Linked DNA regions of Mus musculus: all the other regions are linked to region 1. Evidence: chromatin loops called from intact Hi-C (ENCODE). Cell type or tissue: heart. All regions are shown on one strand. Each heading gives the region's core, and the rest is flanking DNA. Links, peaks and the distances in the headings are about the cores only.

Region 1 (7,342 bases), core at 1,598-6,597:
TGATAAAGTGCTAAATGGCACACACTTGTAATCCCCTCATGGGACAGGTGAGTCTTGGGGGATCACTGGCCAGCCAGGTTAGCACAATCATTGAACCTTAGGCCAAGGAGAGACTGTGCGTGTGTGTATCTGCACATACATGTAGGCTGGAGCATTCAGCTGAAAACCCAAGACAGACAGACAGAAAGATAGAAAGGCAGGCAGGCAGGCAGGCCATGAATGCGATTGACCAAGAGGTAGACTGTGCCTCTCTAAAGGCACCCGGTTGCAGGTGGAAACCAAAGTGAAGAACCGCCCTGTCCCCCCACTCACCAAGCTGTATTCTGGGTCTGCACCTGTTCAGAAGAGGAAAAACCTCTTCCCTTGTGCATAGGGTGCCCCAAAACTTCGGTGATCAAAAGAGAGGCTGAGGAAGGAGACAGCCTTGAATGACAGAAAGTGAGCCTTGGGTGGCCCTTTCCATGACAAGAAGGTATAGCTGGGCCCTGTCATTCATGCATTGCACATTTGACCAGGATTTATGGGTGAAGCACAGGTCAGTGCCTGCAGCATTTGCCGTGTGTGCTGGACACGAGAAGGCTGAAGAATTCTAGTTGGCTGATGCACCCTCCAGATAAGCTCAGACACGGAAGCCCTGCCTTGTGTCTGCACTCAGGCTGCAGGCGGTTTCGATGGGTATCGTCTCTCAGGTCTGAGGGTACAACACACACACACACACACTCACACACTCACACACACACTTTCGCTAAAACGATTCAGATAGTACTAATGTGCTTTGTGGAGTCCCTTAGCACTGGAGGCTGTGAAGTGTTTATGGAGAAAGTGTGTGTTGTAAGGTTACCTCTGATCAGGCACGCGTTAAAATGCAGTTGGCTTCTGCTCCACACTAATGCATCAGTTCTGTGTGCTTTAATATAAAATTTCTTTAATTATTTTGTCGGTCAGTTGTTTTTGTTTTCTTCTGTTCTTTGAGATAGGGTCTCACAATGTAGCCCTGTTTGGTCTGGAACTCACTATGTAGACCATGCTGACTTTAAACACAGAGATCCATCCACCTGCCCTTTAGTGCTAGGATTAAAGTTGTGCACCACCATACACTGCTTGCTTATTTGAGACAGGGTCCTTGTGTCTGCACTCAGGCTGCAGATGGTTTCAAAGGGTATCATCTCTCAGGTCTGAGGGTACAACACACTCACACACACACACACACACACACACACACACACACACACACACTCACTAAAAGAATTCAGATAGTACTAACGTGCTTTGTGGAGTCCCTTAGCACTGGAGGCTATGAAGTGCTTTACATAGTAGCCCAGGCTAGACTAAAACATGTACATGTAGCAGTCCTCCCATTTCACTCTTTTTACTGCTGGGATTACAATGCCTAGCTTAAAAGGTATCTTTAAACAGAAACACTTAAACAAAATTATATATTGATTAGCTGATAAAAGTATAGATTACACTGTTCCTTGAACTCAGAGATCCTCCTGCCTCTGCCTCCCAGTGCCAGGGTTAAAGGTGTTCAGTGTGGTGGCACACACCTTTAATCCCAGCGCTTGAGAGGCAGAGGCAGGTGAATTTCTATGAGCTGGAGGCCAGCCTGGTCTACAGAGCTATTCCAGGACAGCCAAGGTTAAACAGAGAAACCCTGTCTTGAAAAAAAACAAACAAAAAAGATTTATTTTTATGTTACGTGTTTATGGGATGAGTGTTTTGCCTACATGTTTATGTGTCCACCGTGTGCGTGTGTTCTTGCTTGGTGCCTGTAGAGGTCAGAAGAGGGCATCAGATCCCCTGGAACTGGAGTTAGAAATGGTTGTAAGGTGCCAGGCAGGTGCTGGGACTTGAACTCAGGACCTCTGCAAGAGCAGCCAGTGCTCTTAACTGCTGAGCTTTCTCTCCAGCCACAATTATGTTTAATTTAATTAAATTTATGTATGTTCAGGTCAGAGACAACTTGCTGCAAGAGCCAGCTCTTTCCTACCATGAGGTTCCCCCAGGATCAAACTCAGGTAGTCAGGCTTGGAGACAGATGCCTTTATTCCCCAAGCCATCTTAGTCCAAGCTCACATCAAGTTTGAAGCCAGCTCAGATTCTATCCTTTTTTTTTTTTTTTTTTTTTTTTGCTTTTTCGAGACAGGTTTTCTCTGTATAGCCCTGGCTGTCCTGGAACTCACTCTGTAGACCAGGCTGGCCTCGAACTCCGAAATCTGCCTGCCTCTGCCTCCCAAGTACTGGGATGAAAAACATGCGCCACTACCACCTGGCTATTCTATACTTTTAAGGTAGCCTTTCTACAGAGTGACAACTCCCTACCTTAAAAAAAAAAAAAGGCTGGAGAGATGACTCAGCACAGCTACTCTTCCAGAGGTCCTGGGTTCAATTCCCAGCAACCACACGGTGGCTCACATAGCATAACCATAGTCCCATGAGATGGAATGTCCTCTTCTAGTATGTAGATGCACATGCAAAGCACCCCATGTACATAAAATGCATGCATGCATAAACAAACAAGCAAATATTGAGAGATGGTTGGTGGCTCATGCCTTTAATCTCTGCACTAGGGAGGCAGTAGTTTGAAACTAGCCTGGCCTATAGTTGATTTTCAGGATAGCCAGAGCTACATAGTGAAACCCTGTTTGGTGAAGAAAAAAGAAATTTGAACACACATGATCTCTGGAAGCTGGTTATAGCAGTTGCTTCTAGAAAGGGAACCATGAGGTTTGAGGCAAGAGGTGGGAGGAAGCCACTTTCTACATGTCTCCTTTCCTTTTGAGTTTATTTTGTTCCTATTTTGTGTGCAAAAGATTTTTTTAAAAGATATCTGCTGGCAGGGTGTGAAAGGCAGTACTTGACCGTTGAGCTGCCCAGGCTGGCGTTGATGGTGGCTTACTCTTGTTTGTTTTTTTGTTTGTTTGTTTTTTGAGACAGAGTTTCTCTTTATAGCCCGGCTGTCCAGGAACTCACTTTGTAGACCAGGCTGGCCTCAAACTCAGAAATCCGCCTGCCTCTGCCTCCCAAGTGCTGGGATTAAAGGCCTGTGCCACCACACCCAGCCGGTGGCTTACTCTTAAGACTGGCAGCAAAGACAAATGGAGACATGTGAACAGGACTGCGGAGGTAGATTATGACCACAAAGGGCTCAGTGCCCTCGGGACCCTCATACTGTAGCGACTTACCCAGGGAGGGCAAGTACCAGCCTCATCCATTCTGACGCTAAGTCCTTAGCCTAGCTGCTCTAAGAAGTCACAAGGCGGTTCCCAGGCCCTGGCTTGATTCTGTGCCTGAAATGGATCCCACTACCGAGTAGGCTGAGCTGACCAGAAGAATGCTTCCTGGGTCTCTTCCACGTTGTGTATCCCACTGGTGGCGCTGGCTTTTCTCTCTGACTCAGGCCACCCGCTCCCCAGCCATGACTCAAGTACCCTTTGCTCCCTAGGTGGCCAAGACGAAGCAGCAGATCGAGGAGCAGCGGGTGCAGGTGCAGGTGGTTGAGCGCGCCCAGCAGGTGGCAGTGCAGGAGCAGGAGATCGCCCGGCGCGAGAAGGAGTTGGAGGCTCGCGTGCGCAAGCCAGCAGAGGCTGAGCGCTACAGGCTGGAGCGCCTGGCGGAAGCAGAGAAGTAACAGTCCCCTTCCTGAGCCCCCTCTCGGCCCCTTGACGCTCATAGTCAGAAAAGGCGCCCTGACTGTGAACTGCTTCCCATCTGTCCCCAGGGCCCAGCTGATCATGCAGGCAGAAGCCGAAGCTGAGTCTGTGCGGGTGAGTTGGGGTATGGCTCCTGATGGACACAGGGAAGGGCTTGTTAGGGTTTCTTATTCTCTATTGCTTGTTTTTGGATTTCTGAGGCAAGACTATTACTGTGTCACCCTGGCTGACCTGGAACTCACTGTGTAAACAAGATGGCTTCAAACTCAGGGAGACCCACCTACCTCTGCTTCCCAAGTACTGGGATTCAAGGCACTCACAATGGAACCCTGTTATTGTTGCTGCTGCTCTCCTCCTCCTCCTCCTCCTCCTCCTCCCCCCCTCTCTCCCTCCTCCCCCCCTCTCTCCCTCCTCCCCCTCCAATGGGGGGGGGCAAGGTGGTGCCCCTTGCCAATGTGGAGGTCAGATCTTCTGACCTTACTCTTTTAAGTAAGGTTGTTGGCCTTACTGGCAAGCACCTTTACCCTCTGAATCTCATTGGCCTCAGAATTTGGTATCCTTAATGAGTTGCCATCAGTCTTGAATGCCCTGTGCCCTCTACAGATGCGAGGGGAAGCTGAGGCCTTTGCTATAGGTGCCCGCGCTCGTGCTGAGGCTGAGCAAATGGCCAAGAAGGCAGAAGCCTTCCAGATGTACCAGGAGGCCGCCCAGCTGGACATGCTGCTGGAGAAACTGCCCCAGGTCTGCAATCGGGTGGGACTCTGAGAGGAGGGGTGACTGGGGGGGGGGGTCCTCAAGGGTGCCAAATATAAGGCAGGACCGTAGCGAGGAATTATGGTCAGTTGTGGGGTGAATCTGATGGGTGGTAGTCATAGCTATCTCTGCCTACCAGGTGGCAGAAGAGATCAGTGGTCCCCTGACCTCAGCCAATAAGATCACGCTGGTGTCTAGTGGAAGCGGAACCATGGGGGCAGCCAAAGTTACTGGGGAAGTACTGGACATCTTGAGCCGCCTGCCGGAGAGTGTGGAGAGGCTCACAGGCGTCAGCATCTCCCAGGTGAGGGGGCAATGCAGAGTGTGTGTTGTTACTGCGTACCCAAATTGTGTGACACAGTAGGTTGGGTGCTTAATGGGCATCCGGGAGCCCAGGAAGTCACAGACAGTGACTCAATTCCCAGAACCTATGTCAGGTCCCTGCTTGGCTAGTTCCAGGCCAGTGAGAGATCCTGAAAACGTACAGTGCTTGGGAAATGACAGCCAAATTAACCTTCACCTTTCACACACAAGTGCACGCGCACACACAAAAGGACTCCCTCCAACATGACTAAATGATGCAGTCCCCATGACTGGGAAGCAGAGCACCAGTCATTTCCTGCCATATCATTTCTTCCCTGGAGTTTACCCAGCTGTGGCAAAGATAAGTAAAATCACCTGTGACAGGTTGCCAATCTGTGCCCGTTTCCTCGTCTTAAGATTGTCTTCTTTTTTTTTTTTGGTTTTGGTTTTTGGTTTTTCAAGACAGGGTTTTTCTGTACCTGGCTGTCCTGGAACTCACTCTGTAGACCAGGCTGGCCTCGAACTCAGAAATCTGCCTGCCTCTGCCTCCCAAGTGCTGGGATTAAAGGCGTGCGCCACCACTGCCCGGCAAGATTGTCTTAAAGAGCTGGCCATGGTGGGCTCCCAGCACTCAGGAGACAGAGACAGGAGGGTCTCTTGAGTTTGAGGTCAGCCTGGCCAAGGAACAAGTTCCAGGTCAGTCAAGACTACATAGAGAAACCCTGTCTCCAAAAAACAAAACAACACAAAATTAGCTTAACAGTACAAACTGCCCTCCTTGCTGGGGTGTTGGGAAATTGTTTGCAGAGTACTTAAGGCAGTGTTGGATAAAAAACACACACACACACACACAAACCATGCAGCTCAGTGTATAAAGCTTGAATCTCAGCACTCGGGAGGCAGACAAACACTGATCTCTGAGTTTGAGGCCATCTGGGGCAATATAGTGAGACCATCTTTTTGGTTTTTTGAGACCGGCTTTCTCTTTGAGTGACCCTGGCTGCCTAGATCTCACTCTGTAAAACAAACTGGCTTCAAACTCAGCTCCACCTGCCTCTGCCTCCTGAGTGTTTTATCAACTATCCCTCAAGACCCCGTCTTAAAAAACAAAACCACATGTGTATTAAAGCAGTCTTCATCAAGCTGGGTTTGTTGGAATATCCTTGAAGCCTGCTCTAGGCTTTGAGCTAAGGAGTATGCAAGCAAAGCTCTAGTACCTATCACCTCTTCAGTGATGGGTCCCTGTGACTACATGGATACCTAGAACTTGCTATGTAGACCAGACTCAAGAGATGCGCCTCCCCTCAGCTTTTTCAATGTCCAGAACCCATCCTTCCAAATGGATGCTACAGAGAGCAGATGCTGGATTCCCACGCTGTCACATCTTTTCTTTCCTCTAGGTAAATCACAACAAGCCTTTAAGGACAGCGTGAGCCCTCAGTCCTGGACTGTGTGGCCTGAGCGGTCTCATTGGGGAGTGGTCTCATCGCATGCACCTCACCTGGCCTCCCTTAGCATGGCCCCCGACAGGGGTGCACACCTCTCCTTGCCAAATAGTCCGTGCCTTGCCTTGGAGGGTTTGCCCTTCTTAGCCCATTGCCAGTGCCCTGCACCAAGATTGATTATCTTCAGCCCATCCCAACTATTTAACTTCCTGATTAAACTAGACTGTTTGAGCCTGGTTATCTATACTTCTTTCCTCACTCAGACCAAAAGATACCCCTAAAGATCTTGTTAAATAAATCAGGTATTGACACAGCTAAAATACCAGTTTGCAGCAGGCTGGAAGCAGAACAAGTTCCAGGCCAGCCTGGGTAGCAAAAACCTGACTCCATCTTCCCTAGAAGTTGGCTGTGCAGACTCCTGCAGTGAAGTCCTTAAGTACAGCCCTCCCTGGGCTCACAGTACCAGTGAGATGCCAGTCTGTGTTATAGGAAATGGTGTAGTATCCACACGCACCCCTCAGACACCCTGCTCTACATATTAAATCCCAGCATTTTATACCTAATACCTCTACTAGGTAGCTTCAGCTAGTGTTAACAAGGAACTCAAAGCCAGCCTGAGTCTCAAACTTAGAATGGTGTGACTACAGGTCACAGGTTAACCCCAGAGGGATGTGGAATGTGTTGGGAGGGTTGCTGATGGGGTGTCAGGTGCTATTTTCAAGATTGTGGGCAGCTTTGGACCCACAATCTTCGATTGAAAGCTGGCATTAGAGGTTTGTCCAATCGAAATACCTAGAGAGCTGGGGATGTCACTCAGTGGTCCCCAGCCCTGAAACTGCTAGGCATGCCACATGTACTATCTCAGCTATTAGAAAGGCAGGGGTAGGAGTCTCACCTAATTAGGGACAACCTTGGTGTACTGGCTAGTTTTGTGTCAACTTGACACAGGCTGGAGTTATCAGAGAAAGGAGCTTCCGTTGCGAAAATGCCAACTGTAAGACATTTCCTCAATTAGTGATCAAGGGGGTAAGGGCCCCTTGTGGGTGGGACCATCACTGGGCTGGTAGTATTGGGATCTGTTAGAGAGCAGGCTGAGTAGGCCAGGGGAAGCAAGCCAGTAAGAAACATCGCTCCATTGGCTTCCTGCCATGCTTGAGTTCCAGTCCTGACTTTCTTTGGTGATGAACA
Region 2 (7,342 bases), core at 1,486-6,485, 210 kb after region 1:
GGAGATGGAGAGAGGCTGTAGAGCTAAGCGTTGCTATGGAGACCGAGGAGAGGCTACAGAGCTAAGCCTTGGGCCAAGAGAATGAAGGAAGCCACAGAAAAAATGCCAAGATCAGACTGCCAAGAGATGTAGGCTGCTTTTACCTCCAAGTCAAAGTCAAGTAAAAATGAGTAACAACAAATGAGCCGACCTTCAAAAAATACTTTGTTGGGTCAGCCAGGTGCTCAGTGGGTAAAGGCACTGTGTCCAAGTTTGCTGACCTGAGAACCATCCCTGGGACCTACCTGGTGGAGGAAGAGAACTGACTCCAGCAAGTTGTCCTCTGTCTCCCACACGTGCGCTATAGCTCTCACATGCACATACCCAATAAATAAATAGATTTAAGACACCTTAAAATTAAAAAGATATATTTTTTAATTAAACCCTATCTCTATTAGTCCACAGTTCTTTTCTGCATCAAAGCCATTGATCCCAATTTGACCTGATTAAATGTCCCTGAAGCACTGAGGGTAGGACCCAGAGTGCTGTGGGTGAGAGGAGGGAGCTTTGTGTCCCTGGGACCCTTGACAAGGTGACAAAATGCCTGACTAGAAGCCGAGTAGGCAAGAGACAGGTGTTCAGATCCTTGAGCCAGAAAGGTGAGATGTGTTTCTGTCCAGGGTGGCAAGAACTGGCCTGCTGTCCTCACAGCCCAGCCACTCAAAGGGGCATCTCCCAGATGATCCTAAATCCAGTCAAGGTGACAGTAAAGACTCGCCAACTGATGGGATATAAAAGGAAAGATTGCATTCTTCAGTAACTGTTGCAGGTGATCCCACAGAGGCGGTGGGTGAGGGGGAACAGCTGGGAGTGTTCTCTGGAGGGTGAGGAGGCTAAGTGAAGCCTTCTGGGAGACAACACCGACAGAGTTGGGGGTGGGGTGGGGAAGACAGGCTGATACCTCTTTCGGGGTGACATGGTAAACAAACCTGAAGTTCCTGGGGAGTGGCCTAGACAAGTTTTACAGGACTTAATCTTCCAAAAGCAAACCCCCATCTCCTATAGGAGTAAGAACAGGTTCAGGGCAGTTACTGTAACCCGTGATGTTCCAAATAGCTCGCTTCTCACTCAGATCTCTCTACCTGCCCATCACGAGTCCTCTGTGCCACCCCATGTTTTACCTCATCATCCACAACAGTCTTGCTAGAGTCTTGGGGACTGTCTCTGCCTAGGAAAGACCAAAACAGGATCCAGTCAGACTTCAGAAGACTAGAGGCTAAAGGAGGAACTGCGGTGGGCTCCCATGGGCTCCAAGGGTCTCAGAGATCACTCCTCACCACACTCACCTGCTTCTTGGGTGTCACGCCTTCCTCTCCCACCTGAGGAAAGAAAAACCACATATGGGTGGCATGGGAGTAGGGAGTCATAAGGGCCTAGACCAGTGGTTCTCTTCCTTCCTAATGCTGTGGCCTCTAATAGAGTATTCTCATGTTGTCATGACCCCCACCTATAACATTATTTTGTTACTACTTCATAACTATAATTTTGCTTCTGTTACAAATTGTAATGTAAGTATCTCATATGTCGGATGCCAGAGGACAACCCCCAAAGGACTCTCGGCCCACAGTTTGAGAACCACTGGTCTAGCAAAACCCCTTAGTTCTGGGCCCAAGGGAAATTAAGTTTTCTTTTTCTTTCTTTCTTTCTTTCTTTCTTTCTTTCTTTCTTTCTTTCTTTCTTTCTTTCTCTCTCTCTCTCTCTTTTTGTTTAAATATTATTTACTTATTTATGAGTACACTGTAGCTGTCTTCAGCTACAGCAGAAGAGGGCATCAGATCCCATTACAGATGGTTGTGAGCCACCATGTGGTTCCTGGGAATTGAACTCAGGACCTCTGGCAGAGCAGTCAGTGCTCTTAACTGTTGAGCCATCTCTCCAGCCCCCCCCCCCCCAAGGGAAATTTCTAGGACTGAGGTGATGTAGGACCTCCTTGGAGTTTTGTCCCCAGTGAGACCTTTGCCTGTGACAGCTGGTCATGAGGTCCCAGGCACCAGAACCATTCTCAAGAAGAAACTGCTGTTTAGTCCCCTTCACTTAAGGTTAAACAAAAAGGCTCCAGGCTAAGAGGACTGTGGATGCTACATCCTGTTACCTAAGTAGGGTATGCCTCTACCTAAGGCTTCAAACCCTCAATGGGACAAGGAAACCCAGAACACATTTCTCCCCTACCTGCATTCTTCTTCATGCATATGCAAACCACACAGAGACAAATGATGAACAAAATGAAAACCATGGCAACAATCCAAATCCAAGGCTTTTGGTACCATGCAGGCTCTGGGAAGCAAAGGGAAGTGAAGGGAGGGAAGGGCAGGAGAGGGGAAGAGAAGGTGAAGACCATTCATCTCTCAGCCCTGACCAGCTCAGGGTCTACAGAAGGCTCCAGCTTTCCCTGAACCCAGCTCTGCACCCACACCCTCCTTACCCCATCTCAGGATGAGGGGCTCAGGCAGCCCCTCATGGTACACATGGCATGTGTAACTCTGCTCTTTCCCAAGAGGCACCACCACAGCTGCCCACTTCTGGAAGGTTCCATCCCCTGCAGGCCTGGTCTCCACAAGCTCCATGTCCTGGGTCAGCTCCTCCCCATTCAACTGCCAGGTCAGGGTGATGTCAGCAGGGTAGAAGCCCAGGGCCCAACACCTCAGGGTGACATCACCTTCAGGTCTGGGGTGACGGGTCACATGTGCCTTTGGAGGGTCTGAGGGAGAGAGTTGAAAGGATGAGGCATCGTGCTTTCTTCTGGGGACTCAGCAGTGTTCATGTGACCATCCTGGGGTGGGATTATGGTGTCCATCATCTAGACACCAGCTAGAGCACCTGCTCCTGGGAGGATCTGCTCTTAGGGATGCCTTAGGATGTGAGCAGGACAACATGGACAGGAGGCTCCAGGTCTCTGCAGACTCATGGGAAGGGCTTCTGGTCCTCAGCTGGGTGAGGGCCAAGAGACTGAGAAAAGCTGGAGTCTGACTCCAGAGACACTGAAGTCTGGGGCACAGAACAAGTTCTGAGAAATAGCTCCCAATTGGCCTAGGATCATTGCTCAAGTCAAGAATTTGTTGATCAGTTACTAAAAGATTGGTCTCCAAAATGAATTTCTTGCTAGTAAGAGAGGGGTTGTCCTGTGAAGAAGTCATTGTTTTGTCACAGATCTGGAACACAAGAGCCTCTTGCCTCTCTGGACTTGGGGAGGAGTGAGAAAAGTCCTTCCCATTCACCTGCCTCCCTCTCCTCTTTTGCGAATGCTAAGGATCTAAACCAGAAGTTGTGCTTGCTGGGGAGTGCTCAACTGTGAGCTGTACTCCAAGTCCTCTCTTCCCACCCAGCACCTCCAGCTCTCCAAACTCCCAGCAAGTAGCCTAAAGGAAACAGACATGGTTTGGCTCCCCTGGGCACCTGAACGCAGCAGCCTCTCCTTCCCTTTTTCCAGGTATTTCTGCAGCAGATCTGAGCAGTGGCTCTTCAGGTCCTGAGAGATGTGAGGTACAGTGCTGTTTCCCACTGTACAGGAACTTGGGTTTTCGTTCAGGGTGGGGAGATCCTCGCTATCATAGGCGAGCTGGTTGTACCAGAGACACAGGTGCCGATCTGGCTCCACATCGCAGCCTTGCAGCCACTGTAGTGTGTGAGAGTCTAGGAAGGACATAGTTGGTGGTCAGTCCTGTCGCAGCAACACGAGTAGAACACAGACCAACTCCAAGTAAATCCCTGCAGACTCTTGGTTTTTGAGGAACTGGGCATGTGTTGGGTGAAACTCTGGTCTAGTGAATATGGACAACCCTGGTACATCCTTGGGATGGGTTCGGATCACTCACCGTCCATGCTCTTGTTGTAAAAATGAACCAGGGTCATCAGATTCCTTTCAGACAGCTGTCCTTGAATTGTGACTATACGAGTCTGCTGCTCCCAGTTATCTGCTTCCTCCTGCTCCAGCCAGGGTGCCATCCTCGGAGTCTCCTCCTTGCTGCTGAAGCGCAGGACCTGCATGTCGTCCACATAGCCGACGATTATGAACCAGGGCTCCCCAAGGCCAGGCCGGGACACAGCGGTGTAGAAATACCTAAGCGAGTGTGAACCTGGGAGGAGGAGCGCGATGAGACCCCGACCTCCTCCTCCTCGATCCCCATCTCGATCTCGAGCGGGAGTGCGGGCCGGGAAGGGAGCAGGGCGCCAAGCTCGGGACAGCTGAAAAAGGGGGGCTGGAGGATCTTGCTGGGTGGTGCAGAGACTGGGTGGTGCTATCCCTAGCCTTCCCAGTAGAGACAGTTTCCCTCCCCGGTCTCACTCACCCAAAGGGATCCGAGTCCAGGATGGTCTGGCATCCAGCTGCAGGAGAAGGGCGCAGACCACAGCGGCCCTGAGGACCCAGGACATCTGGGACTGGGCAGATCTTGGACAGCTTTATAAACTAGAGCGACAGCGATTGTATTATCTCAGAACCCAACTTCAAATTACAGTCGCGAGTGATTGGAAAACACCAGAAAATCTGAATTTTAAAAGTAACCAAATGACACTACCTCTGGTCGCAGAATCGATTGTCCCAAACTGATCCTCTGTTTTATGTTGGAAATTCTTCCAGTGGCAAAAGCCGCCACTGGGTCTGACAATTCTGCAGGCCTACATCCTGCACCTTCTTGCTCTCAACCCTGCCTGGGGAGAGGAGGGTCGCAGAGAGAGCAGGGCGGTAAAAGGCGTTCCTTTCTCCCACGTCATGACTTCCTTTCTTGCCTTTTCATCTTAGCCCAGCGATTGGCTTCTTGTCGTCGTTATTAGCCAATCAAATAATTAGGAGAAATTGCCCTACAGAAAGTGAGAACTAGTGCCAAGTCATCAATATCTAGGCAGAAAAACTCAAGAGAAGTTGGGGATTCGAAAGTGAAACTAAGCCAATTAGGGACTCTCCCAGCTACTTTCCTCTTGAGGTCCTGAGAGTCCTTGCCTGCCAGGGATTTGCACAGACTCCCAAAGTGCCCAGAAAGCGCTGAAAGAGCTGTTCCTTCACTCCGTCTTCCCGAGACCTGTTCAGAGGCTGTCTGTGGAATCCAGGGGAGACTGCACACTGATCTCAGGCCCTCTCATGGGACACAGGACTCCTCCAGAAGGAAACATCCCAGGGCCCATGTTGGCAATAGCCAGCTTTTTGGTAGAATTCACTGGAGACCTAGGTGAGATCCCTTCTCCTGTCTGTCTGTCTGTCTGTCTGTCTGTCTGTCTGTCTGTCTCCCTTCAGGACTTTCCTTTTTAGGCCAGGCTTGCCTCAAACTCAGGAGATCCACCTGTTTCTCACCCCCGAGTGCTGGCATTAAAGACATGCACTGCCAAGGACCAGTGAGTTATATTTTCTCAATGAACCTGCCAAGTTGACTAGCTCGCATTATGGAGTTTTGCACAAGGTTGGGACTCATCTCTGAAGCAGAGTTCTCAAAGCTCACAGGGAACATGTGGCAGGATTCCATTTCTCAGTTTCTGGGCAAGGTCCCCTGTCCTTGCTGGATGGAGCAGAGCAGGAATGTTGGTTACTCTCCATGGACTTTGGGTTCTTTGGGTGGCTTTATGAAGGCCATTGGAGGAAATCTCCTGTGTAGAGTCATCACACTGTGGGTCTGGGCACAGAACGCAGTCCTTTTAATATTTGCCCTGATCAGGACAGTCCCTCAGAGTAAAGTCAGCTGGTTCGGAGCCCTAATGACTTTTGCAGAGTCCCTTCACTGAACTAGCATTTGATGGACTGACCTTGTGAAGGTTAATAGTCAGGGTGGTTATTGGGGGAGGGCTGGGGAGAAGGAGCCCAGCACTGCCTCATTCTTCTTTGTGTGGGAAATGGTTGTCAGGGGTCATGAAAATCTAATTGAGCTAGAGTGAGGGTGGTAGTGAATGAAAATGGTACAGCCATTTCACAGTTCTAGTCGTGGTGAAGGAAAAGGAAGAGCTCAGACTGAACACAGCCAGCAGAATAGACCTGGCCATGAGAGGGAGATGGGGGAAGGCAGTCGGAGGAGAGAGAGAGAGAGAGAGAGAGAGAGGGAGAGAGAGAGAGAGAGAGAGAGAGAGAGAGAGAGAGAGAGAGAGAGAGAGAGAGAGAGAGAGAGAGAGAGAACCAGGACAGGGAGAAGAAACAAAGTGGCCAAGAGCATCTAGCCAAGGGAGCTGTTGGCTGGCAGCTGGGCTGAAAGTTGAGAAGATGAGGGATGGAAAGGGGTGAAGCTTAGGGTCTGGAGAGGTTCAAAGGGTAGGGGGTGGGGGTTAGAGATACTGAGAAGAGCCAGGACTCTGGCAGAGGTTCTCAACCTTCCTGAAGCTGAGACCCTTTAACAAAGTTCCTCACATTGTGGTGAGCCCAACCATAATGTTATTTTTTGTTGCTACATTATAGCTGTAATGTTGCTGATGTTGTGAATCATGTAAATATCCATGATTTCCAACTAAGTTTGGTGACCATTGTGGAAGGGTTGCTGGACCCACAGGTTCAGAATCACTGCTGTAATAGATAATGGATGCTGAGAGAAAACAATGTCTAGAGTCCCCTTTGTTAGGATAATAGGAATCCCAGTTAGGGGTTAACACCCTATTTAGCTGTGAGAATTTTAATTCTTAAAATAAGGTGACAAGAATACTCCCTTATGATATCTTAGGGCAGGTTGAAAGGCTAGTTAGGATAATTCCCCATCTTTGAAAGCTCTGGATTTCAGAGTCCTAGAACTCCACGGGATGATTGTGGGAGATTTGCATTTCTCAGTTATTGCTACTATGTAGCAAAAAGCCAAGTACAGTATCTGGAGACTCCAACCACTGATACTTCTCACAGTGTGGGACATCAAGAGTTTGGTGAGCCTGGCTCAGGAGCTCTCCCAGGTCATAGTTGTGTTTTTCTTCTTGCTGTGTTTTCTCAAGGCTTTACTAGAGCTGGGGTCACATGAGATATGGCTTCCTCTTATGGCAGCTGGAAAGGACTCAGGTTCCTGCTGGTTGTCCCCAGGAGTCCTCTGTGCCCTAGGTCTCTCTTGAGATTTTTCTTGACAGAGCAGCTGACTTCTCTGGAGCCAGTCTTTAGAGAGAGAGAGAGAGAGAGAGAGAGAGAGAGAGAGAGAGGAAGAAGAGGAGGAGGAGGAGGGAGGAGAAGATGAAGAAGAAGAGGAGGAGGAGGAAGGAGGAGGAAGGAGGAGAAGAAGATGAAGAAGAGGAGGAGGAGGAAGGAGGAGGAAGGAGAAAGAACAGGATAGTGACAGAGAGAGAATGAAATCTGTACGGTATGCTCAGTATGCAATCCCAGACCACAGCTCACCCACCAGCCTCCCTCCTTCAGGAG
Region 3 (7,342 bases), core at 1-5,000, 78 kb after region 1:
TCCTGACTACTTTAAAAATCAACTCCAACACTGGGCATAGTGATTCACTCCTAATAACCTTAGGATTAAAGAGGCTGAGGTACGAAGATTTCTTGTAAGTTCAAAGCTAGCCTGTACTTCCAAACCAGTCAAAACAAGACTCCTGGGGTTGGAGAGATTTCTTAACAGTTAAGAGCACTGACTGCTCTTTTGAAGGTCCTGAGTTCAAATCCCAGCCACCACATGATGGCTCACAACTACCTGCACTCATATACATAAAATAAATAAATAAAATCTAAAAGAAAAAAAAAAAAAGACTCCTAAATGTTTTCCCGAAAGCCAATCTACCTATATCATGCAATGTCACCCTTCCTATTCCTATTGTTTTGGGTCCAATCATAACTCTATTTTTCCCACATCTATTCCATAAGGAAATTATGTTTGTTTTACCCTCAGATGCCACCGTTTCCTACCTCTACTGCTGCCCCTGGGTCTGTCCCTGACTCCCTTTCATCAGGAATTTCTGCTTTCCTATCCGTCTTCTGAACTTCCACCCTGGCTCCCTCTATGGCTTGTTTGTTTGGCACAGCAAGCAAAGTGAAGGAGACAGGTGACCTGTGTGGCCCTACCCGTGTGCTCCCTTCCTTTGGCTTTAGCTCTCACCTACTACTTTCCTTCGGTCACACTGCTGTGGGCATATTCTCACTGCACAGCCTTTTATACTGGCCATCACTCCTCTGGGACACTGTGCCTCCACACACTTCCTTCATGCTCTCGCACAAATGAGCTATCCTCTCAGTTGAGAGCTCTGTTGAGAGCTCTGCCAATATCTGACTCGCTCGCACCTGTAAGCCCCTCCCTCACCAGCACTGGTTTCATTTTCTCAGAACACTTATCAACAGTAAAGCATGCCTTTTGGTTTTTTGTTTGTTTGTTTGAGACAGGGCCTCTCCAGGGGGTCCTAGAAGCCCCAGAAAACAATATTTAGACCGGGCTGGCCATGAACTCACAGAGCTCTGCCTTCCCAGTGCTGGAGTCAAAGGCATGCACCACCCTTGCCTGGCCCTAGAATAAGTTGTTTGTCTGGTTCCACATTTGGATTCTTTTGTTTGGTTGTGTAAAGTATTCCTAGTGCCCACAACAGTGTCAGATACACAATAAACAGTTGTTGAACGCATTAGTAATGTGTTTCTAAACTCACAGAATCACTGTCCCATGATAAACCAAGCTTCCTGAGGCCTGGAATGTCTATTATTCTGGATCTTCCATAAATGATGACTAATGTAATGGACTTGTGGGAGAACAAGGTAGAAACAAGCTGTTGTGTTTGGGGATAAAATAAGGTCTAGTAAACAGCCAATGTCCAGGTGTGGTGATGAACTCTGGAGGTAGAGGCAGGGTGACCTTTGTGGTGCTTGCCTTTAGTCCCAGCACTCTGAGCAAAGGCAGGCGGATCTCTCAAGAGTCTGAAGCTAGCTGATCTATATAGTGAGTTTCAGGATAGCTAGAGCTCCAGAGGGAGACTGTGCCTCAAAAAGCCTGCAAGCAAGCAAGCAAGCAAGCAAACAAGCAAGCAAAGCTCCCCAAAAGACAGGATGAATGCTTCTAGAATATGTAATGAGTAAGGAGAAAAAAGATTTAGTTGCAAAAATAAATCACACTGGACATCATGACTTAATCCTAGCTCTTGGCAAGCTGAGGCAGGAGGATCATCCATTTGAGGAGAGTGAGGTTTGGTGTGTATATAGCAAGCGTCTTTCAAACACAGAACAGCTGGGCATCAAGGCATACCTGTGACCCCATTACTCAGGAGGTAGAGAAGGAGTGTCACTGTGAGTTCAAGGCCAGCCTGAGATATTTAGTGAGATCCAGTTTTAAAAACCCACAATGCAGGCTGGAGAGATGGCTCAGTGGCTAAGAGCACTGTTTTTCCAGAGGTCCCGAGTTCAATTCCCAGCAACCACATGGTGACTCATTAGCTATCTATATGATGTGATTTGATGCCCTCTTCTGGCATGCAGGTGTACATGCAGATAGAGTACTCATATATAAAATAAATCTTTAAAAAAAAAAAACCCAAAACCAAAAACCAAAACAACAACAAAACCCACGGTGGAGCCCTGGAGATGGGTGCATATAAACAAAACTAGAGGGACTCAGAGGGTTTTATATATGCATTTAGCCTATCTATATACCTGTGCACATGTACATGCAACAATAATGAGAGACAATAGTGGGAGAGGGGGACACGGGAGGGGCTGGAGGGGGAGAAAGAGGGATAGGAGTGCTGTCAATACAGAGCTCAGGCATAAAGTCCTCATAAAAAGTATAGCTGAGGTGGTGGAGCATCCCTTCAATCCTAGCACTCTGGAGCGAGAAATAGATGGATCTGTGTGTTCAAGGCCAACCTGGTATACAAGGTGAGTACGGCACAGCCAGGGTGACCCACTGAGACCTTATTTGAAAAAACAAAAATAGGGACTGGAGAGGTGGCTCAGAAGCTTAGAGCGCTTGGTTGCTCTTGAGGACTAAGATTCAAATCCCCCAGCCCCCACATGGTGGCTCATAAACATCTGTAACTCCAGTTCCCACGTTCTGACACCCCCTTCTAACTTGTGTGTACAGGCATGAACATGGTGCATGTATATACATGTGAGCAAAGCATTCAAACACACGAAAATGAGGTAAGTCTAAAACAACATGGAAACAACCCGAGGTAGAACTTAGCCAGGCGTCTCCAGGGTTGGTGCAGAGCCTCTAACCTGTGGGACTGTGGTCTCCAGGTTGTAGTGCTTATTCAGGAACTTGAGCAGCTTCGGCGATGGTCGGTCAATGGCCAGTTGGTGGGGCTCCACTCGCTCTTTCTGCAGGAAAACGGAAAACTTGGGGGCAGGGGTTGTAGGAGGAGCATGCTAGCAGGATACTGGGAGCCTGGTAAGGGAATACAGAGAAAAGGGGACCAACTGTGGGCCATGGAGCAGGGCCTCCTAGAGCTTCGGGGTGAAGAGCCTTTTAGATCTATTCTGACTAATCGGTAAAGGTTGTTGGGTACCTGTAACATATGCTGAAAAAGTTCTCGCCCGTGGCCATGCCGTTGCACCGACTCGTGGATGTAAAAGTCCAGAATGCAAAGGGGTTCTACCTCATTGTGAGCCTCCCGGTCATCCTAAGAGGTCAAGAACACATACTCATTAGGAGCCATGCATCTTCTTCATTGTCTCCCACCCCGCCCCCATTTCTTCTCTGACACCAGTGCTTACAAATGGCTAGTTTGCAGTGACACTCACCAGTACAAAGAGCTTCTTGTATCCAACTTTGAGGAAACCAATAATGGCTCCTTTCCCTGCCCTGTGGGATGGGGGAAATAATGAACCAGGCAGGAGCAACTGTCTGGGAGAGATTGTAAAAGGGAGGTAAGAAGAGTTTGATTCACAGGGAATAATGACAGTAAGACTCACGGTCGGGCTGAGGTGTCCTTCAGTATGTAAATAACGTGCCGGTTGCTTTGCATCCTCAAAGCGCTGGTGATGGGTGCAGGGAGGTGCTGCGCCTGCAGAGATGAAGATCTACTTTGTTTGGCTCCTTATCTGCCACCCATCTCCCTTTCCTCCTCCTAGAGGCGCCCCGTACCTTGGCAGAAGCCTTGCCCAGCTCATCTACAATAGTCATGATTTGCTGCTGCAGATCCACACTACAGAGAGAGGGGCCCGGTCAGACACTCGCTAGGTTACAGCATCGTGTAAGTCATTCCTGGCAGCCTGCTTGGCTCCCACCCAGGCTCCTCCACAGGGTCTCTGACTTTGCTTGGAACTCTTCCTCACCTCCCACCTCACCTCACCCCTCCAGATCCCAAGCTTTGGTTTCACAGCTCCCGTGTTAAGGTTACTGTGACGCGGTAGGAAGGGCGGGTCAACTATAGCCTCTTGTTGAGGCCACATTAGGCCAGATGGTGAAAGGTTACAGATGTAGGTCTATTAACCCGGCTAGATCCAGGGTCAAAGGTCACCAAAACACAAGTAAGACCGCAGGAGAAATGGCCAGTAGTCAGTGAGAAGGGGGCGTGGTTCCTGGATCAGGTTTGGAGAGGAACCGGGACAGAAGGGCCATGGGTCGGGTTTGAAATGTCACCGGGCCGGCGTTGTGGTTCCGGGTCGGCGGGCCGGAGGCCGCAGGTGCTGGTCCAGCACGGTGATCCGCTCCGGGAACAGCGCATCCACATCGAACGGGAACTCCATGGCCCATTGTGCGGGACCAGACACGCCCCACACAACGTCACTTCCGCTAAGAGGGCCGGTAAGTCTTTATCTCTAGGACCCGCCCCGAGGGCTCGCCCCGCCCCCACCATGGTTTCACAGTGCCTGGGAAACCCCATTTTTCTCTAGCAACAGTTCTCCTTTTGTAGGTCTGTGCCCCTGAGATGCCAGGGCAACCAAGTATCCTGCCCTCCCAGTGAACAGCTGAGGGAACCTTCAGAAGAACCAGTCTCACACCCCTTGGAGTTGCGGGTAGACCACACTCCCACCCCACCTCATAGACTTCACACCCACGTTTTGAACAGACAGCCCAAAGGGAGTCAAGAACGGGTGAAGAGACACAGCTTTATTGTATAAAAGCTGAGCCAGGAGGTTTAAATCAGGGACACACCATCAAGGGCATACACAAGAGTCTCCAGTTTATATGTAAGTCCTCACCAGTTACCCATAAACATCTAGTCCCCCTCAACGTCAAATGTGCTTTGTTCTCTTCATGCCAGCCAGTTCCCTATAGGGTCTGCCACTGTCACAAAACAGAACCCTTTGCAGGACACAGGATACCACGTAGCCCTAGACAGTACTCCCTTGGTCTGACTTCCCCAGGTCACAAGTTCTAAGCACTCTGGGAGCCTGGCTGCTCAATGGAGGATTCTGCTGGTGGTGTAGTGGGCATCTCTGGCATCGACTCAGGTGGCGGGCCACTTTCTTCTAGGAGATTTCCTTGATAGAGTCGGCGAAGGCGAGACAGCTCTCTCTCTGGTGGCTGTTGCCAGCTGTACCATGGGTACCAAGGTTCACCTGACAACAGTGTGGGGGCTGGTGGAGTCACACTGACAGCTCCATGCACAGTACCAAAGTCAGCATCCCGGGGCTCAACCTGGGGGACGTAGTAACTGAGAAGACCTACGGGGTTAAAGGAAATAATGGTGGATGAGGAAGGGCAGGTCAGACTCAAGACAAGAAAAAGGCACTACAAGTCGAGGGACCAGTCATAACCACCAAGCACATTCCAGCAGCGCATACACAGCACACCCTGCCAAGGAGACAGAGAACAGGCAGGGCACTGCATGGGCTCTCCCTCCTCACTCATCCGTGCAAAGGTGCTGTATAAGCCAGGTCAGAACCAAGAAACACAAGACTGTCAAGATTCAGGAGACAGAGTAGTCTGAAGAAGGAATGTTCCTTCCTTGTGTTTCCTGAAAGATCATCTCAATATGTACTCTTAGTAGCCTGGAACCTACAGCTGTTACTTCCGAGTCCAGCAACTCACCCAACGTGGAAAAACTAGGAGTCTGCTGAGTACTTTCTCATAGACATGGGAGCACGTAAGCACCTCAGAAACCCTTGCCCCTTGCTCTCACTTACCACACTCCCTGGCTTTCTGGATGGCCTGGGTCAGCTTCTTGTGCTGCTTCATACAGACCCCTACGGAGAGAAACGTCAACCTGGACAGCGTCCCACACAGCAGCAAGTCTTCTACACAGAGACAGCTGACCATTTAATGCCCCAGGGCCCTGACCTGTATCTGCCTGGATGTCCAGCCACTACAGAGATGTCATGGAATGACAGAGCCTACAGATGGGCCAGAAGATGACTCAATGACAAATGTGGTTAAGGCTGACTTGGAAAATCCACAGAAAAAGATCTTATAAGAAGTGATTTCAAATTAGGGAATGTGACAGAGTAGCAATTATTCCCAGCTCCACTCTGTAGGCTGACAACAAAAAAACTCTGACAAAAGGGACATATCGCCGGGCATGGTGGCACACGCCTTTAATCCCAGCACTCAGGAGGCAGAGGCAGGCGGATTTCTGAGTTCGAGGCCAGCCTGGTCTACAGAGTGAGTTCCAGGACAGCCAGGGCTGTACAGAGAAACCCTGTCACACACACATACACACAAATTTATAGACTGATAGGTGGAAAACTTTACAAGGAAGCAAGCTGTTCACCTTTAAAAAAAAAAAAAAAGGTTGAGCCGGAGTCTATGTAGCCCTGGCTGTCTTGGAACTCACTATGTAGACCAGGCTGACCCCAAACTCACAGTTTAAGGCACGCTTTACCTTTTAAAGTACATTTAGACAGCCCTCACTCCTACAGGGAGGCTCTAAAACTTTAGTCTTTTGTCTACATTTAACTGTTTTATCGTAATGATGGTTCTCATTAAACAAAAACTTCTGTGTGCTATTATTTATAGGAGCTATCAAAGGAATGTCTACCTCCCAACCCCATAATAAGGAGCTCCACGGAAAAACTATAGAAGTCATAACAGGAGGGCCAAGCTAACCTGTGTATGGGGCGTGAAAGATGATACCCGTGTGTGCACAGACAAACTGTTCCAAGAGCTTCACATTCTGCAGGAGAGAGATAAACAAATGTGTGAGGGACTGGTCAAGACCTCTGTAGGCTAAGTGTGTCCCCCTTACACCAACACAGCCCTTTGTGGTAGCACAACCCATCAGAACTTGATGAAAAAGGAACACAGAAGAATGGAGGTTAGGGCCAGCCTTGGCTACATCTTGTTAGGTGTAATCCCAACACACAGGAGGCAGAAGACTATCTTTGAGATCAAGGCCAGCAAGTGCTACCCCCACCCTCCCGGAAAAAGAAAAGCCCAGCAAAGCAAAGACGAAGAGCTAGGGAGTGGTGGCGCACAGCAGTGCGAGGGAGGCAGAGGCAAGTGGGTCTGTGCTTTTGAGTGGAGTGAATTCCAGCACAGCAAGGGCTTTACAGAGAGACCTTGTCTCAAAAGACAAAGAGCCAAAAAAGCCCCCCAAAAAACAAAACAAAACCCTCACAGGGGCTCCTTCCTGCTCTCTGTCTCGCTCACCAATTCATTTCATGCACACATCCTATAATCTGCCAGTTTTGGAGAAGCCATGCTCCTAATGGTCCACCTTTGAGCAAAAATTAGGGATGGCCATCAAGGTCCAGAAATTACCCCAAAATGATGACTATGTAGTAAGTAATGCACTGGGCTGCTGAAGGTTATGGTAAGATACAGTGTGTAACTAAGAGCAACTTAAAAGTTCTAACTGCATCAAACAACCAGACAGACCAGTGCTAGGAGGTGAGGAGTGAAGAAAGCAGACACATCGGTGGAGTTACAGAAC
Region 4 (7,342 bases), core at 711-5,710, 160 kb after region 1:
CAGGAATCTTCCTACCACTTATCTCCCAAGCGCTAAGGTGAACAAACAGCTGGCTTTTTAAGTGCTGGTGGTCCCAACTCAGGCCTGTAAGCCATCTTCACAGCTCTGGACGCTGGATCTTCGCGAGGTTGTGCAAGGCTGAGAAAGAACAGCTGTTTCTGGTGCTATGGGAACCCTGACGGGGAAGCCAGTCTCCTCGAGTCTGACTCAACAGCCTAGAGGAGCAGAGAGGTTCGCGCAGGCCAAACTAAACACTGGGCTAGAGGGGTTCCACAGATGCGGGTCCAGGAAGTGTGTTCTAGCTGAGGGGCTGTTTCTACCATACAGGAGGGTGGAGAGAAACGGTGTACCATGGACAGTAACCCTGGGCACCGAAGAAAGAGGAGAACATACAAAAGGTAGGTGGAAGTGAGAGGGAACGCAGTGTGTGCATTGGTGGTGTAAAGACGCGTTCTGGGGCAACGAGTGCAAGGAGTTAGGAGAGGTTGTAGAGGTCTCCGGCCACGTTAGTAATATTTATTTAGTTTGTTTATATGAGTACACTGTAGCTGTCTTTAGAGACAGCAGAAGAGGGCATCAGGTCCCATTACAGATGGTTGTGAGCCACCACGCGGTTGCTGGGAATTGAACTCAGCTCTTAACCATTGAGCCAGCTCTTCAGTCCCCATTTTAAAGAACGAATCCGTGAAGGTAGGCATGGTGGGACACACCTTTAATTCCAGCACTCGGGAGGCAAAGGCAGTTGAATCTCTGTGAATTTGAGGCCAGCCTTATCTTACAGAGTGAGTTTCAGAACAGCCAGGGCTGTTAAACAGAAATCCTGTCTGGAAACAAAACAGAAAACCCATAGAGCTGGGTGTGGTGGGGCACACCTTTAATTCCAGAGCTTGGAAGGCACAGGCAGATCTCTGAGTTTCAGTCCAGCCAGAGCTCCACCATGAGACCCTGTTGGAAAAAAAAAATAATAAAAATTTAACCCTAGGACTAAAAGGCAGGGAAATAATTGGCTGTAGACCACTGTGTTTGCAACTTGGACATTTATTTGGAAGGGGAAAGTGACCAGAGGGTTTTATAGCCATCCTAGAAGGAAAATGAACCAGAAACAGTGGGGGAAAGACTGTTTGACTGTTTGATAGATGGACAGGCTGTTGGATTGCTTCTCTCTCTCTCTCTCTCTCTCTCTCTCTCTCGTGTGTGTGTGTGTGTGTGTGTGTGTGTGTGTGTGTGTGTGTGTTGGTGATGGAGTTGTAGAGTAAGGGAACAGAGTGTAGCATGGCTCTAGTTTGGCATGTTTGTTATGGGCGATCTCCAGAGACAATATATGCAGACAGTATATGCAAGCACAGCTTGGGGAAGAGATGCTGGCTGGAGACATTGGGCACCATCAGCATAGAGGTGGGAGGAGAGGAATAGGTCATCTTCAGAGTGTAGTGTAAGCTGAGAACCTGTGTAGGAAGAGAGGAGAATTTGCAGGCGTCTTACTTCTTGTCTGGGAAGAGGAGTAAGCCAGTTAGAGAAAACCAGGAATGTAAAGGGGAGGGAGGAGAGAAGGCCCAGAGGAAGACGATGGAGGTTGAAGGTAATTGGGTTGGGGGTGGGGGGTGGGCAGGGTCAGGGTGGCATTGAACATTGTGGTGCAGTGGACCCATTGAAGAGATGAGCTTGAAGGCCCCATATAGCGGATAGAGGTGCAGGCATTGGAATAAGGATGTAATTGTCAAGTAATTTGGCTATGGGGTGGAGAGAAGGCTCAGCAATTTAGGAGCACTTGATTCTCTTCCAGGGTTTCTAGCATTCACACCCAGCAGCTCACAACAGCCTATAACTGGTGGTGACGTTCAGATAGCTGTGCGGCTACAGCTCATCTTTATGTTGAAATATTATGTATCAGTAGGTAGTAAGTAATGAGTAGCTGCAACAGCAGGAAAAACACTTGGAACTCAAGATCCCCACAGCCTTGGGTAAAGGGTCGGTCCACCGCACCTGCGACTCCGCAGTGCCACCTGCTGGTCAAGATGCGTCATGGCTGCGCAGAGGAAACCCTGACGTCGCGCGACGTTCGATGGAGCTGGGCTGTGGTGCACCCCTTTAACCCCAGCTTTTCAGGCTGAGACAAGAGGATTGCTGTGAACAGATAGGCTATCCTGGGCTAAATAACAAGACCTTATCTCATACCACAAATAAAAATTATCTTAGAGCTATTGCGTTGCTGCTGTTTTGAAACCGTTTAGCTTCGTTCTTCTACTCGTAGCAGATTTCAATGGTTGGAAAAAGTCATTTATTTATTTATTTATTTATTTATTTATTTATTTATTTATTTATTTATTTATTTATTTATTTGGTTTTATTTTTTGAGACAGGGTTTCTCTGTGTAGCCCTGGCTGTCTTGGAATTCACTCTGTAGACCAGGCTGGCCTCGAACTCAGACACCAACCTGCCTGCCTAGTGCCGAGTGTTAGGATTAAAGGTGTGTGCCACCACGGCCAGCTCGAGATAATTTCTAATACCATCTGACAGTCCATTCTTTGGGTGAAATGGTCCCCCATAGGTTCAAGTGTTTGAACGGTCGGTCCCCAGCTGCTAGCGGTTTTTGGGGAACCTTTAAGAAGGTGGAGCCTTGATAGCGGAAGTCCCACCCAACGGGTGAAGAAGACGGATGTGTTTCGCCCGTGGGCTTGGCTTTGCGTCTAGTCCGGCGTCGCAGACCGGTTTCGCCATGTCTCTTCCTCAAACGGTAAGCCCACGAAAACCTTTTAAAGTCGCTGTTTGTTTGTTTTGGTCAGAAATGTCGGTTATCAAATCTAGAAAAGCGTACAATCGTCAAGCCTTCGCAACTTGAAGCGCCTACTATAGTATTTTTCATTTTAATTTTCTCGGCTCAACTAAGCTTACTTAGTAGATTTATTCATTCATTTCAGGACAGGTTTTCTCTGTGTAGCCCTGACTTTCCTGGAGCTCGATCTGTTGACTAGGCTGGCCTCGAACCCAGATCTATCTGCCTAGGCCTACGGAGTGCTGGAAATAAAGACCTGCACCACCATGCCCGGCCCTCATTAGATTTTAATTTCCCCAGCTTTATTTATTTAGGTGTAAGTGACAAAAATTGCACACGTTTGAAATATATAACGTGGTGTGTTAAAACACATTGTTTAGGGCCGCGGAGGTTGCTTAATCGGTAAAGAGCTTGCTTTGTAGCACAGGACCTCCGAGGTTGATCATCGGAAATCGCTTTAAAAATGTGAGCGTGGTGGCTTGTTATGAAAACCCAGCTGGGAGGAAGACAGGCCGATCCCCGGGACTACTCGGGACTACTCGGTGAACCGCAGTAGCCTAAGTAGTGAGTCTTAGAGGAAAAAAAAATGGAGGCTGTGTTAGGAAAGATACAGTTGTCCTCTGGTCTCCACTCTTCACACCTTATAAAGGGAATGGTGGTAGGCACGGTGTCTCACTCCTTTAATGCCAGCATTCAGGAGGTGGATTTCTGTGAGGTCAGGATGAATGAGCCATGGAAGAGATTAAGCCAGTTACTCAGAGAACTCGATATTGGTTTTTTTTTTTTTTGGAGGGGGGGGGACTGGGGGGGGGGCGGTCTTGCTATGTAGTAGGGTCTGGCCTGGACTCTGTCTGCCTTTGCCTATTGAACGCTAGGATTAAAGGCATTCGCCACCATGTCTGGTTGAAATGAAGTTCTTGATGTGTTAGAAGTCTAATAAGCAGGGCTGGAGAGAGGGCTCAGCAGGTAAGAGCACCGGCTGCTCTTCCAGAGGACCCAGGTTCAGTGTCCAGCACTGGTGGCTGCATGCAGGCAAAAATATTCATACATTGGATCCTGGGTGGTCACAGGAAACATTGTTTAATGAAAGTTGCTAGCCCAGATCACATTCTTGCTGAGTTGAAATTTGGTGCTGGTAGTTCATAGCATGTCCGTACACAGCAGGGAAAATACAGATGGTATTATCCGCCCGAGAAGATTGCTCAGACATGGGTTTAAGCCACTAGAAAGTCTTTAGTAGCTGGCTGGGGGTGACACTGAGTGTCCAGGCTCCCAGTGTCCCCGAGTCTTTCTCTGAGTGAACTTTTTTTTTATTGTTTTTTTTTTATTAGGTATTTTCCTCGTTTACATTTTCAATGCTATCCCAAAGGTCCCCCATACCCCCCCCCCCCGAGTGAACTTTTAAACACCAAAAACCATGTTCTGGGTTGACATACTTGAGTTAACAAGAACAGTTATCCAGAAGCAGACAGCAATGTTAGTACATTTAGACATTTCCCCAGAACTACAGACTTTGATGGATTAAGTCTTTGTTTTCATTTTGTCCGGGGGATACTGTCTTGGTGCTGAGTTTTACATCCTGAATGGCACTTCCATCATGGAGTCACTTGTGCTAAGGTCTCAGAGGCCTACTGAGTGGTTGTTATTGACTATCTTGTTAATAACAAGACTATTAACAGAGGTGGCTAAGAATTGACGGAGAAGTGTAAGGCCTTGAGAGACAAATCACGTGCTGGGGTCCTTGGTTAGTGTGATTACAGAGAGTTTGGTATGTCCTAACTAACTGCTTCTGACAGGTACCCAATGCAAAGGGCAGACAGAAAGCCTCTTATACCTTTTATGGCTTCTGAGCTGAGAGCTAGCTAGCCCTGGCTTCTCAGTATAGTAGTGGTGGTCTGGCAGTGCCCATTAAATATGCTAAGGATACTAGTGGAGATCCTGAGTCTGCTACTGCCCCCGGCCCCCTTCCCCTCCCCCCTCCTTTCTCAGGAAACACCTTCCTAGACACATCAACTGTTTAATAGCATCTTGCTTCATAACGAGTGGCTGTCTTCTTCTGGACCTACCTCCATCAGCTCTCATTGCTTCTAGGCCAATAATGAATGTAGATGAAAGGATTTTTCAGAGTAGAACGGGGCGTTTTGGAAGGAGATTGCTACACTAAAGAGTAGCAGGGCCGGGCGTGGTGGCGCACGCCTTTAATCCCAGCACTCGGGAGGCAGAGGCAGGTGGATCTCTGAGTTCGAGGCCAGCCTGGTCTACAAAGTGAGTTCCAGGACAGCCAGGGCTATACAGAGAAACCCTGTCTCGAAAAACCAAAAAAAAAAAAAAAAAAAAAGAGTAGCAGGGTTCTGCTCTCATTCTCCTCTCCTCCCCTCCCCATCACCTCTTCCCAGTACCCTTATGTGTTCTGTGGCTGGAGAGCGACCAAGCTGCTGCTGGATCGAGTGATGGGATCCCCGATACGTGTTGCACCGTTTTGCACCACTAGGGGATGCAAGCAGGCCTTGTCTGTGGTTTAGGCTGACAGTTCTAGGCGGCTGTCTAGAAAGACCGAGAAGATGGAGATTCTACGATCAGTTCCCCAAAAGGTCACTAGAGGGCAGCATCTGACAGGAGGTTGCATATTGGCAGGAAGGCTAGGTGACCCTGGCCCAGCCAGTCACGAAGACAGGGCAGGCAGGCTTCGTCTTACTCACCTGCCAAGAGTGAAGCATGAATCTGGCCAGAATTCTAACGAGGAGCAACCATCTTTCACAATTGTAGCTTGATTACTTTGCATTCTTTCTTTGAATTCATCTTCACAAGGATTGACAAACATTTTTTCTCCTGTCTTAAATGGTTATGTCTGCCACAACAGTAAATACTCAAAACCTGTTGCTTGGTTATCCTGCCACACTTTGCTCTTCTCTATGCTAGCGGGAGACTTTGTCTATATTATCTCACCTTAAATCATGCTCAGTGATGTCACTTTGCAGGGGTTGGTTTTGATTTTTTTGTCTATTGTATAACCTTGACTATCCTGGAACTCACTCTGTAGACTAAGCCTCTTTCGAGCTCCAAAAAAACCGACCCCTCCGCCCCTCCCCCAGCCCCGTGCCAAGATCAAAGATGTGCCCCGCTGCCCAGCTCACTTTGCATTTTTTATATCACAGAGATTAGCAAATTTGAGGCCGGAGAGATCGCTCAGTCAGCAAAAGCGCTATCTGTACAAGCACGAGGCTCTGATTTCAAATCCCTTGCACCCGAGTGAAAATCAGCCTGGTGGCAGCTCGCAATCCTCTCACTAGGGAGGCAGAGGCGTGGTGATGGGGGTTGGTGGGTGGGGCTTCCAGGCCAGTCAGGTTTGTTGGGTTAGCCAGCTCCTGTGGGCTTGGGGTGCGGGCTGAATAAAAAGGGACCGGCTACTAGGAGCACTCCCCACTCTCTGCTTCTCGATTGTGGGTGCAGTGTGACCAGCAACCTTGCCTTCCCAGCCATGGTAAAGTGAGTGTATCTTTCAAAGGGTGAGCCAAAAAAAGATACTTCTTTAAGTGTTTTGTTTTTTCTTTTCTTTTTCTTTCTTTTCTTTTTTGAGGTATTTTGTTTCAGTACTGAGAAAAGTGATGGCTACTTTGTGACATGTAACTTACTCACTTAAGGTTTAGTTCCTCAATTTGGATGCTTGGTTCCCAGTTGGTGGAGTGTTGTGAAGGACTAGGGGTGTGGCCTTGTTGGAGGAGGTGTGTCCCTAGGGTGGCTTTTAAGATTTTGAAAGTCCTTGCCAGACCCAGTCTGCCTCTGTCTGTCTGTCTGTCTGTCTTTCCTCTGCCTGTGGATCATGATTTAAAGCTCTCAGCTACTTTTCTAGCGCCATGCCTGTCTGTTTGGCATGCTTCCTCTTGGGATGGTAATGGACTAACCCTCTGAAACGGAAAGCAAGCACCCAGTAAGTTTGTTTTCTTTCTTTCTTTTTCTTTCCTTCTTTCTTTCTTTCTTTCTTTCTTTCTTTTATAAGGAGAGGAGACAGAGGGAGAGGGCTAGAGGAAGGGAGACACTGGGAGAGACTAACTTAAGTTGTAGAGGAATCAGTCTGTGTTCAGTGGAAGAGGCTGGCAGGTGCAGTGGCAGTGGCAGTGGCAGTGTGGGCAGACACCAGGGCACTTATTGGTAGTGAGGGGAAGGGATAGCCCAGAACACTGTGTGTGAGAGGCAGCTGTTTCCTCTCCCTCTCCCCCCTCCTCTCTCTCTCTCTCTCTCTCTCTCTCTCTCTTTCTCTCGCTCTCTCGCTCTCGCTCTAATAGTTATATTCTCTAAAATGGTTACATTATTAAATTAACCTCATGCAAGGCCATCATCACCTGCCTCCTGCTGTACCTTAACTGCTTTGTTTGCTTAAATAAGAATTAGGGAAACAGATTATTTAATTACTGGGAAACTTGGGTTGATGAGAAGGCTCAGTGGGTAAAGGCACATGTCACCAAGCTTGATCACGTGAGTTCCAGCTCTTGGACTCACATTCTTGGGTAAGAACCCACCATACAGTTTGTTATCTGGCCTTACACGTGTACCTTGACAACCACGTGCCAA

Evidence for each region. Peaks named below come from ENCODE experiments on the same cell type or tissue, not always from the same donor. Only the 100,000 strongest peaks of a DNase experiment are listed, where the experiment ranks them.
Region 2: a loop joins it to region 1, with 2.8 times the contacts of the local background. A loop is called at or near these places in 2 of 42 quality-filtered maps.
Region 3: it touches region 1 in a loop (3-fold over the local background); 22 of 42 quality-filtered maps call a loop at or near these places.
Region 4: a loop joins it to region 1, with 4 times the contacts of the local background. A loop is called at or near these places in 10 of 42 quality-filtered maps.

Annotation. Positions count from the first base shown.
Region 1 is chr17:35,826,398-35,833,739 of GRCm38, forward strand. Flot1 (flotillin 1) reads left to right here. Exons shown (of 13, transcript NM_008027.2): 9 at 3,446-3,627; 10 at 3,722-3,767; 11 at 4,257-4,394; 12 at 4,546-4,710; 13 at 6,110-6,390. The coding sequence ends at 6,142. Among named protein-coding and RNA genes, the nearest start is that of Flot1, 6.7 kb to the left of the region's middle. In heart, for the core only: CTCF peaks have their summits at 1,780 (motif pointing right) and 3,505 (motif pointing right); a DNase peak (open chromatin) is centred at 3,534; H3K4me3 peaks cover 749 bases; H3K27ac peaks cover 429 bases.
Region 2 is chr17:36,038,017-36,045,358 of GRCm38, forward strand. H2-T22 (histocompatibility 2, T region locus 22) reads right to left here and starts at 4,726. Exons shown (of 9, transcript NM_010397.5): 1 at 4,326-4,726; 2 at 3,852-4,112; 3 at 3,433-3,669; 4 at 2,462-2,737; 5 at 2,209-2,313; 6 at 1,326-1,358; 7 at 1,161-1,207; 8 at 969-1,038; 9 at 391-760. The coding sequence starts at 4,410. The coding sequence ends at 735. Gm6034 (predicted gene 6034) reads left to right here and starts at 4,945. Exons shown (of 3, transcript NM_001034909.3): 1 at 4,945-5,201. The coding sequence starts at 5,114. A930015D03Rik (RIKEN cDNA A930015D03 gene) reads left to right here. Exons shown (of 2, transcript NR_015618.2): 2 at 1-158. In heart, for the core only: a CTCF peak has its summit at 4,301; DNase peaks (open chromatin) are centred at 2,805, 4,225 and 4,795; H3K4me3 peaks cover 1,311 bases; H3K27ac peaks cover 341 bases.
Region 3 is chr17:35,905,822-35,913,163 of GRCm38, forward strand. It overlaps Atat1 (alpha tubulin acetyltransferase 1), which reads right to left and starts at 4,247. Exons shown (of 13, transcript NM_001142744.1): 1 at 4,108-4,247; 2 at 3,610-3,670; 3 at 3,438-3,529; 4 at 3,267-3,327; 5 at 3,032-3,145; 6 at 2,742-2,843. The coding sequence starts at 4,214. Mrps18b (mitochondrial ribosomal protein S18B) reads right to left here. Exons shown (of 7, transcript NM_025878.2): 5 at 6,517-6,583; 6 at 5,598-5,657; 7 at 4,559-5,135. The coding sequence ends at 4,846. Gm16279 (predicted gene 16279) reads left to right here and starts at 3,914. Exons shown (of 2, transcript NR_167681.1): 1 at 3,914-4,272; 2 at 4,382-4,699. In heart, for the core only: a CTCF peak has its summit at 1,997 (motif pointing left); a DNase peak (open chromatin) is centred at 4,250; H3K4me3 peaks cover 1,582 bases; H3K27ac peaks cover 1,337 bases.
Region 4 is chr17:35,991,827-35,999,168 of GRCm38, forward strand. It overlaps A930015D03Rik (RIKEN cDNA A930015D03 gene), which reads left to right and starts at 2,678. Exons shown (of 2, transcript NR_015618.2): 1 at 2,678-2,734. In heart, for the core only: a CTCF peak has its summit at 5,350 (motif pointing right); DNase peaks (open chromatin) are centred at 2,015, 2,625 and 5,385; H3K4me3 peaks cover 2,069 bases; H3K27ac peaks cover 1,059 bases.